Regions from separate parts of the Homo sapiens genome. Here region 1 is linked to region 2. A link is a contact called in ENCODE Hi-C or POLR2A ChIA-PET data. All regions are on one chromosome and are shown on one strand. The core of a region is the stretch at or near the end of the contact, and the rest is flanking DNA. Distances in the headings are between cores, read along the strand shown. Region 1 overlaps MCF2L (MCF.2 cell line derived transforming sequence like). Region 2 has its middle 24 kb from the start of MCF2L-AS1.

Evidence for each region. Hi-C counts contacts between places; a loop is a spot of excess contacts on that map. ChIA-PET counts read pairs that join two places held with the same protein, here RNA polymerase II (POLR2A). Pooled maps may share reads with other maps.
Region 1: a loop to region 2 is called in a map of heart left ventricle, with 2.4 times the contacts of the local background. The contact joins two enhancer-like sites. A Hi-C loop is called at or near these places in 19 of 168 maps with a recorded cell type or tissue (Caco-2, HepG2, K562 and 9 more), 1 of 37 single-sample maps with no recorded cell type and 17 of 50 pooled maps. POLR2A ChIA-PET finds 5 or more read pairs at or near these places in 6 of 52 experiments (HepG2, SK-N-SH, WTC11 and 2 more).

What each region holds. Positions count from the first base shown.
Region 1 is chr13:112,988,102-112,992,532 of GRCh38, forward strand. All of the region lies in intron 1 of MCF2L (MCF.2 cell line derived transforming sequence like), which reads left to right. Among named protein-coding and RNA genes, the nearest start is that of MCF2L, 21 kb to the left of the region's middle. Within about 2 kb of position 2,835, at least 5 of the 41 ENCODE cell types and tissues checked have a DNase peak (open chromatin) inside an H3K27ac peak, as active enhancers do.
Region 2 is chr13:112,942,297-112,946,870 of GRCh38, forward strand. It overlaps a transcript of MCF2L not described here. Among named protein-coding and RNA genes, the nearest start is that of MCF2L-AS1, 24 kb to the right of the region's middle. RefSeq lists a silencer at 1,216-1,395. Within about 2 kb of position 1,300, at least 16 of the 41 ENCODE cell types and tissues checked have a DNase peak (open chromatin) inside an H3K27ac peak, as active enhancers do.

The sequences.
Region 1 (4,431 bases), core at 1,585-4,084, 47 kb after region 2:
GGCTGAGACCAGGAGTTTGCACCGATTCAGAGGGAAGTCGACGGCATCTGTGGCAGCGCACATGTACACACCGTGTGTGGTGGTGCAGCTGCCTCTGCCCGGGATGCATGATGCTCTCTGTGGTCCTCGTCTACTGTGTTTTTTTTTTTTAATTCTACATGGTGAGCCAAAAAGGTTGTTAAGCACCTTTGGGGTACAGCCCTGCCATGATAAGAATGTATTTCTAAAATAGTGGAAAGGAAAGTCGTGGAGAAGGCCAGCACCTGCCCGGTGTGGGGAGCAGGGCCCGGGCACGTGAACCTTTCCCTGCGGAGCTGGTGCCTGTGGGTGCACGGGTGTGGTGCGTTTTAATTCTCGGCAGCTCTGTGCGGCCTGGAGGGACGTTCTGTCCTGAGCAGGGGATGGAGCTACCACACCCGAGTCCTCCCTGAGCAGGGGATGGAGCTACCACACCCGAGTCCTCCCTGAGCAGGGGATGGGCTACGACACTGGAGTCCTCCCTGAGCAGGGGATGGAGCTACCACACCGGAGTCCTCCCTGAGCAGGGGATGGAGCTACCATGCCCGAGTCCTCCCTGAGCAGGGGATGGAGCTATGACACCGGAGTCCTCCCTGAGCAGGGGATGGAGCTACCACACCCGAGTCCTCCCTGAGCAGGGGATGGAGCTACCATGCCCGAGTCCTCCCTGAGCAGGGGATGGGCTACGACACTGGAGTCCTCCCTGAGCAGGGGATGGAGCTACCACGCCCAAGTCCTCCCTGAGCAGGGGATGGAGCTACCACGCCCGAGTCCTCCCTGAGCAGGACATGGAGCTACCACGCCCGAGTCCTCCCTGAGCAGGACATGGAGCTATCACGCCTGAGTCCTCCCTGAGCAGGGGATGGAACTACCACACCCGAGTCCTCCCTGAGCAGGACATGGAGCTACCACGCCCAAGTCCTCCCTGAGCAGGACATGGAGCTACCACGCCCGAGTCCTCCCTGAGCAGGGGATGGAGCTACCACACCGGAGTCCTCCCTGAGCAGGGGATGGAGCTACCACACCGGAGTCCTCCCTGAGCAGGGGATGGAGCTACCACACCGGAGTCCTCCCTGAGCAGGGGATGGAGCTACCACACCGGAGTCCTCCCTGAGCAGGAGATGGAGCTACCACGCCCGAGTCCTCCCTGAGCAGGACATGGAGCTACCACGCCCGAGTCCTCCCTGAGCAGGGGATGGAACTACCACGCCCGAGTCCTCCCTGAGCAGGACATGGAGCTACCACGCCAGAGTCCTCCCTGAGCAGGGGATGGAGCTACCACGCCCGAGTCCTCCCTGAGCAGGACATGGAGCTACCACGCCCGAGTCCTCCCTGAGCAGGACATGGAGCCACCACGCCCGAGTCCTCCCTGAGCAGGGGATGGAGCTACCACACCGGAGTCCTCCCTGAGCAGGGGATGGAGCTACCACACTGGAGTCCTCCCTGAGCAGGACATGGAGCTACCACGCCCGAGTCCTCCCTGAGCAGGACATGGAGCTACCACGCCCGAGTCCTCCCTGAGCAGGGGATGGAACTACCACACCCGAGTCCTCCCTGAGCAGGACATGGAGCTACCACACCCGAGTCCTCCCTGAGCAGGGGATGGAGCTACCACGCCTGAGTCCTTCCTGAGCTCTTAGACTCCATGCGAGTTCAGTGATGCTTTCTTTTCTAATTTGCCAATCTCTTAAACCAGCAGTCCCCAATCTTTCTGGCACCGGGGACCAGTTTCATGGAAGATAACTTTTCCACAGATCAGGGGTAGGGATGGTTTCAGGGTGAAACGGTTCACCTCAGATCATCAGGCATTAGATTCTCATAAGGAGCTCACAGCCTAGATCCCTCGCATGCACAGTTCACCATAGGTTCGCTCCTAGGAGAATCAAACGCCACTGCTGATCTGACAGGAGGCGGAGCTCAGGCAGTCCTCACTCACCCGCCACTCACCTCCTGCTTACCCCCTGTTCACTCACCTGCCGCTCACTTCCTGCTGTGCAGCCCGACCAGTACCGGTCTGTGGCTCGGGGCTTGCAGACCCCTGTGTTAAACCATTCAGATCTGTGGGAACCTTGTCTATCCTGAAAGTGCAGGAACTACCACACCCTTCGTCACTTTCTTATGTTTAAAGACCCCTGGAACTTACAGAATGTGGTGGCTACACCAGGTCCAGCCCTGTCGTGGGATATTTGTTCCAAACCCTGCAGTGTCAGGTAAGTTCGGGGACAGGAGACCACTTTGTCTTCACCCCAGAGAAGCCTGTTTTTCAAGGACAAAGTAAAGAGTGTGCTAAGCAAACCCAGTGCAAGTGCTTATCCCACATACGGTGCCTTGAGAAGTGTGACATAATAAACCACCCGGTGGCCGAGGCGGGGAGCAGTGGCTGGCAGAGACCCTCGCACAGTTTCCTTCAGAATCACATGGAGGGGTCTGCTCTTGCAAGGAGACCTTTGCTTTCCATGATTGCCAAGAGCAGTTCAGAGGACTTTCCACGACTTCTATGTACAGGCACGAATTTTCAGAAAACCAAACTGCTTTCTGTGTGGAGCTAAGAACAAATGAATTAGCAGAAGATGACAAAGGTCCCAGGGGTGCTTTTCTTCATCCCGTCCTTCTTCACTTACTTGGGAAGTGTGTGCCCAGCGTCTGCTCTGTGCCAGGCCAGGCCAGGCCCAATGCTGCAGGGAAAGCAAAGAATCAGTCCCTGTTCCCTAAACAACGGGCAGGGATGACCTGGGGTAAGGAGAACTGGCGTGCTTATCAGCTTTGAGGAGAGCGCAGCTGGCTGAATGCGCTCCTGAAAACCCGCTGCCTCCTCCCCTGAGCCACCACCCTGCAGCCATGTGACAGTAAACTAGGTGTTTGCTGGTACATTGTTGCCACAGAGACAAAAACAAAGAAAGCCTGCTCGGCCTCCGCCACCTGGCTCTGCACCTGGGGCTCTGTACCTGGGTCCAGCTGCTCTGTGGGGCCTGCAGGAGGGGACGGGACAGGAGCTCTCCTTCCAGGAAGCAGTCTCAGCTGAACTTGAGTGTGGCCACAGCACTGCCCTCACTGAGGCTTTCTGCGAAATCCGGCCGCCTGCCACCTGCTTCTGTTAACTTTGTACACGTTGTGTGGGACCTGATTCGCTGTGTTTTGGGGGGCATCTCCCGGGACCTGATTTGCTGTGTTTTGGGGGGCGTCTCCCAGGACCTGATTTGCTGTGTTTTGGGGGGCATCTCCCAGGACCTGATTCGCTGTGTTTTGGGGGGCATCTCCCAGGACCTGATTCGCTGTGTTTTGGGGGGTGTCTCTGAGGACCTGATTCACTGTGTTTTGGGGGGTGTCTCTCAGGATACGAACACCTTTCAGACACATTATCCAGTTACAGTACTCATTCCACAAGGAAATAATAGCAGATTTTTAAAGTGTGACTTCATTAGAACATTGGAAATTTTATTAGAAGTTGCTAAGTATTTCAAAAATCTATCAGAAGTTTGCAAATGATTTTATAAAGACAGACCCTCAAGATGACAGCTCAGGATGCAACTGAAATTTGCTTTTTTGAGTGTATTTGGCGTTTGCTGTTTGTGACCCTGATTTTCATGCTCTGCAGCAGTCTGTGCTCCCTGGCCGGGAAAGGGGGTCATTTGCTCAGAGCCAGGAGCCCTTCCCTGCGGGTTAAGTTACCGGAAGTCATGTCTGGCAGGGCAGGATTTGGCTGGTTCTGGTCTCAACCACAGCCGACTCCACAGGGCTTGGCCTATGTGGGATTCAGCCCACGAAAACAATTTCTTGTTAAAAGCACCTGTCTTACCCTCCCTAGTGATCTCACTGTATTTAAAATATTTATTTAAACAAGGCAAGTATTCCCTTTTTATTACAGGTTGAGTGCCCCAATTAGAAAATCCAAAATGCTCCAAAACCTGAAACTTTTGAGCTCTGACATGACATCACAGGTGGAAAATCCACACCTGACCCGACAGTCACAGTCAAAACTTATTTCATGCACAAAATTAAAACAGTGTATAAAATTACCTTCAAGCTACGTGTATGAGGTGTGCGTGAAACATAAATGAATTTTGTGTTTAGACTCGGGTCACGTCCCAAATGTCTCATTATGTATATGCACATAGTCCAAACTCTGAAAAAAATCCAAAATCCGAAACATTTCTGGCCTTAAGCATTTTGGATATGGGATACCCAGCCTGTAGGAGATACTTGGCCATGTTTAGTGGGAGCCAATGGATGTATACCTAAGAATCTGCCTAAACCTCGACCGTGCTTCCTGATGTCATGAGGCCCAGTCGGAATGTGCCCGACTTCCCCATCTCAGTGAGGGCAGTGGAAGGGGAAGCCGTGCTCCTGTGGGGAGAGCCACCACCCACCCAGGTGCTCCAGACGTTCCCGCCGTGCGTCTGTGGTGGCCACGTC
Region 2 (4,574 bases), core at 50-2,549:
CTCTCTCTCTCCTCTCTCTGCCTCGGCTGCCAGGCAGGGAAGGGCCCCCTGTCTGGTAGACATGTGACCCACATGACCTTACCTATCATTGGAGATGGCTCACACTCCTTACCCTGTCCCTTTGTCTTGTATCCAATAAATATCAGTGCAGCCTGGCATTCGGGGCCACTACCAGTCTCCGTGTCTTGGTGGTAGTGGTCCCCCAGGCCCAGCTGTCTTTTCTTTTATCTCTTTGTCTTGTGTCTTTATTTCTACACTCTCTCGTCTCCACACACGGGGAGAAAACCCACTGACCCTGTGGGGCTGGACCCTACAGTCCACCTGTCTGATTTACACAATAATTTATTCTAAGAAAATCTAGTCTAGTTTTAAATTAGTAAAAAAACTCTGTCTAGTTACGTGTAAAACGAAGTGAATGAGTTCAGATGCAGGTAACCAAGTTTTGCCTGCAGGAATGTGCAGCGGGTGCAGGCAGGGACATCTCTTGATGTGGTTCTGCTCCCCTATTGTGGGTGACTTAACATTCTCTCCACCCACCTGGTAGGCGTGGCCATGTCCTACTAAGTCCTTCTCCGCACCATCCCCACATGCCAGCAGAGGGTGCTGTTGGGCAGGAAAGGTGGGACAGCACCCTCGTGAGCTGCTGTTCCATTTTTCCTTCTGTATTTAGGATTGACATGTGTCCAAAGGATATGGTGTGTGAAGATAATGGGGACATTTTGGAATGCCATTTGGAAGAAATGGAAATGCAGAGCCAGGAAGGCGCTCAGAGAGGCCTGAGAGATTTCTAGCAAAAACCTGGTAAACTTTGAGGTGAAGGCTGTCAGAAACAGCTGCGAGGAGCATCCAGCCTAGGGCTCAGCAGGTGTGACTTAAAGGATCGCAGGTGACAGCCCTCAGTGGACTTCTGTCCTCACCATGTTTCCCACTGGCACAGGTGGGGCGGCCACGCCTGTGCCCGCGGCGCCTGTGCTGAGTCCCGACGCTGTGCGCCCCACTCCCGAGGCTGTGGTTGGGGGGTCGCGGTCGAGCTCTAGGGCCCCCGGCCGCAGAGCCCAGGCGCGGGGAGGGCGGCGGCTCCCAGCTCCCGGTCCCCGGCTCCGCGCCGCAGGCGTGAACGCCCAACGGAGGGCGCCGGCGCCCGGGAGAGGCGCCGCCTTGGTTGCAGGGGCCGGGGCGCGGCGGCCCGGGCTTTGAGAGACGGGCCGCTCTTCCCGGCGCGGTGCCTTCCAGGGAGGCTGCGCCTGCAGCACCGCAGCCAGAGCCGAGACTCCGCGCCTTTCAAGGAGGAGGCCCCGTGCAGGCGCCCAGGCGCAGAGGAGGCGCGGGGGGCGGGACCTGCCGGCCAGTCCCTTACCCGGGGACAGACGGGGAAGGCGGGAGCGCTCGCAGTTCCCTCCTGGAGGGACCACACCGCCGGGAGCCCGAGCAGCCTGCGGTGGCTCGGCTCGGGCCGGCGGAGATCTGGGAGCATTTTCTGGAAGCCTCCACAGACTTCAGGCGGACCGGAAGGACCTGGCGGGAGGCGTAGTAGGCGGGGTGAGGGGATCTCGGTGGCAGCGGGGACAGCGCGGCCCCGAGAACTGAGAACTGAGAGGGAGACGCTCTCGGGCCTCTCAGACCAGCATTGAGGAGCTGAGCCCTGCGGGCCAGGGGCGCAGAGAGGGTCCCGGGCCGTGAGGGGAGGGTCCCGGGTGAGGGGAGGGTCCCGGGCCTTGAGGGGAGGGGAGGATCCTAGGCCGTGAGGGGAGGGTCCCTGGCTGTGGGGGGAGCGTCTTGGCTGAGGGAAGGGTTCCGGACCATGAGGGAAGGGTCCCGGGCCGTGAGGGGAGGGGAAGATCCTAGGCCGTGAAGGGAGGGTCCTGGACTATGAAGGGAGGCTCCTGGGCTGTGAGGGGAGAGTCCCGGGCCGTGAGAGGAGGGTCCTGGGCTGTGAGGGGAGGGTCCCGGGCCATGAAGGGAGGGTCCCGGGTGAAGAGCAAGCTCATGACCCTCATTTACTGGGAATCCATTGCTCTGGCCCCGTCATGAGTGGGGTTCGCAGACTGGGCCAATCCCTACAGCGTATGTGTGCTCTGGTGTCTCGGGGCAGCACAGACGTTGTTACTGCTCCATCTGGCCTGGGTGAACACCTGGGTCTCTCTGTGGAGTTGGGGGATGCCGCCTGCTCAAGGGTCGCGTTCCTAGTATGCGTTCCAGGAATGCTATGCACCACCAGTGCTAAGCCGCAGAAGAGCTGTCAATCTGTCAGTCCTGTCCCGCTAAACCTGAACTTTTTTTTTTTTTTTTTTTTGAGACGGAGTCTCGCTCTGTCGCCCAGGCTGGAGTGCAGTGGCGCAACCTCGGCTCACGGCTAATTTTTTGTATTTTTAGTAGAGATGGGGTTTCACTGTGTTAGCCAGGATGGTCTCGATCTCCTGACCTCGTGATCCGCCCGCCTCGGCCTCCCAAAGTGCTGGGATTACAGGCGTGAGCCACCGCGCCCGGCCAAACCTGAACTTCTGAAAGAGCCAGCCTCTTAGGGAAGGCCCTCCACCCTACTTGCCTGGGCTTTCTCTGCAAGCTCTGTGCAGAAGGGAGCAAGGTCTGCCTGATGCCACCACCGTGGGCCCAGTGTTCATGGTGTCCTAATGGAAGCTTTGAAATCACTTTGTGTTAGTCCTGGCTCTTAAGAAAATCGATGCAATGCCAATTAGGCACCACTATTTTTTTTTTTTTTTTGTATAAAACATTTGAGGAAGATGGTGCAGGGTGGGCCCTGAAGGGAGTGGGGTCCTGCCTGGAGCTGCTGTTTAGGCTCAGTCTTGGTGCTCTATATACATATCTACCATTGCAGTGTCATACAGAATGTTCCATTGCCTTTTTGATTTTAAAAAGTGTTTATCACACAGGGGAGTTTTAGGGCAGTGCAACTATTCTGCATGATCCATGACATTATGCACTTCTCAAGACCTAAAACTGCATAACAGGAAGCATGAACCCTCAAGTAAACGATATGCTTTAGTTAGTAATGATGTATCAAATTGTAATGTATGGGCCACCAATGCAAGAAGTTATAATAACTGTGGAAGGAAGTGGGGCAGAGGGGGAGTATACGAGGACTCCCTGTACTTTCTGCCCAATTTTTCTGTAAAACCCAAAACTGCTCTAAAATATAAAGTCTATTAATGTTTTTTAAAGTGCTTATTATATAAAGAAATGATTTTGATTCACTATCTTTGGGATCTTTTTTTATGAGATTTGTTTAAAGTAGTCACTGCTTTGCAGTGATGGCACCATTCTTCTGGGATGCCTTTTTGACCTTGAGCAGCAGTTCCTGCCCTGCTGAGCAGGAAGACACAGTGAGTGGGAGACAAGCCTGGATGCTCACATGGCCTCATGCCCTGGTCTGCGAAATGGGATGGCATCTTGCATCATGGCGGTTCTGTCTAGTGGGAGAATGATAAAGTGTGCCTGGCACAGTCTGTACCTTCAGTAAGTGTGGTTGTCAAAAGCAATAATTGGGTTGGCACTGACATTCATCATAGATGTACAAAAGTAACATGTAGATGGTGAATTGATGAGGAGGGGCCCATGGAGAGATGGGTTTGTGCCGTGTACTTTATTCTTCTAATTTTCTTATTCTCTTTGGGACTGTCCCTGTGGCTTCCATGTGGCTTCAGACAGGTGAGGAGCTGCTGCGTGTTCAGACCGGAAACCTGAGCTCATCAGCACGCCAGCCCGGGCTCTTCTGGGGTATCATGTTTTGAGAATATTTGTCTTTGAAATTTTAAACTCTCTTCCATTTGTATTTGTTGAAATTCTAGAGCTTTTGATAACTCATGCTAAAATTTTTAAATCACTTTTCACTTTATCATCTTTTTATTTGAAATGTCAAAATTTATGTAGGAAGCATCATTTTGCCACCCTGCCAAAGTATTCTGACTAAAACTATCCAAGATCCTCCAAGAAATACATATGACTAAAGATAATGTTTCTCCCTTTCTGATAAAAAAAAAAAAACTATAGTAACTTTAATCCCTAAATAAATAAAACACATGTGGTTGTGACCCACATGAGATAATCAGTAGCTAGATACCTTGTGGTAAACGTATTGCTTTGTTTAATTTTTAAAACCTATATTGAAGTACATGCCTTACTATAGGAAATTAAACATTGTACAAATGGGCTGGAAGTGGGAACTACAAAGACAAGTCAGGGTTGTATTCCAGAGGGCTCAGAGGGACTTAGAGTTCTGTGTCTGCTGATCCAGCCCCCTTGAGATTTTGCTGTGATGAAAATGGGTGTCACAGATGAGGTTTCCTCAAGGTCATTGTTTTCCTCTTAGGTGGTGAAACTGACACCTAACACTCCTTGTTGTCTTAGGACTTCCTTTTGAATGAATTCAGATACAGAACCTGAATAAAGGGTGTATTTAGGACTCGTAGTCAGAAGAGGCACTGTGAGGATGCGTATCCCGTGGCTTTACTTTAGAAACTAACCCACAAAAGACTTCATCCCAGGAAGGTGGAACAGACATACTTTTTCTTGCTCTTCCCAAGAGTAAAACAAAGAACCCTGGACTCAATGTAGGA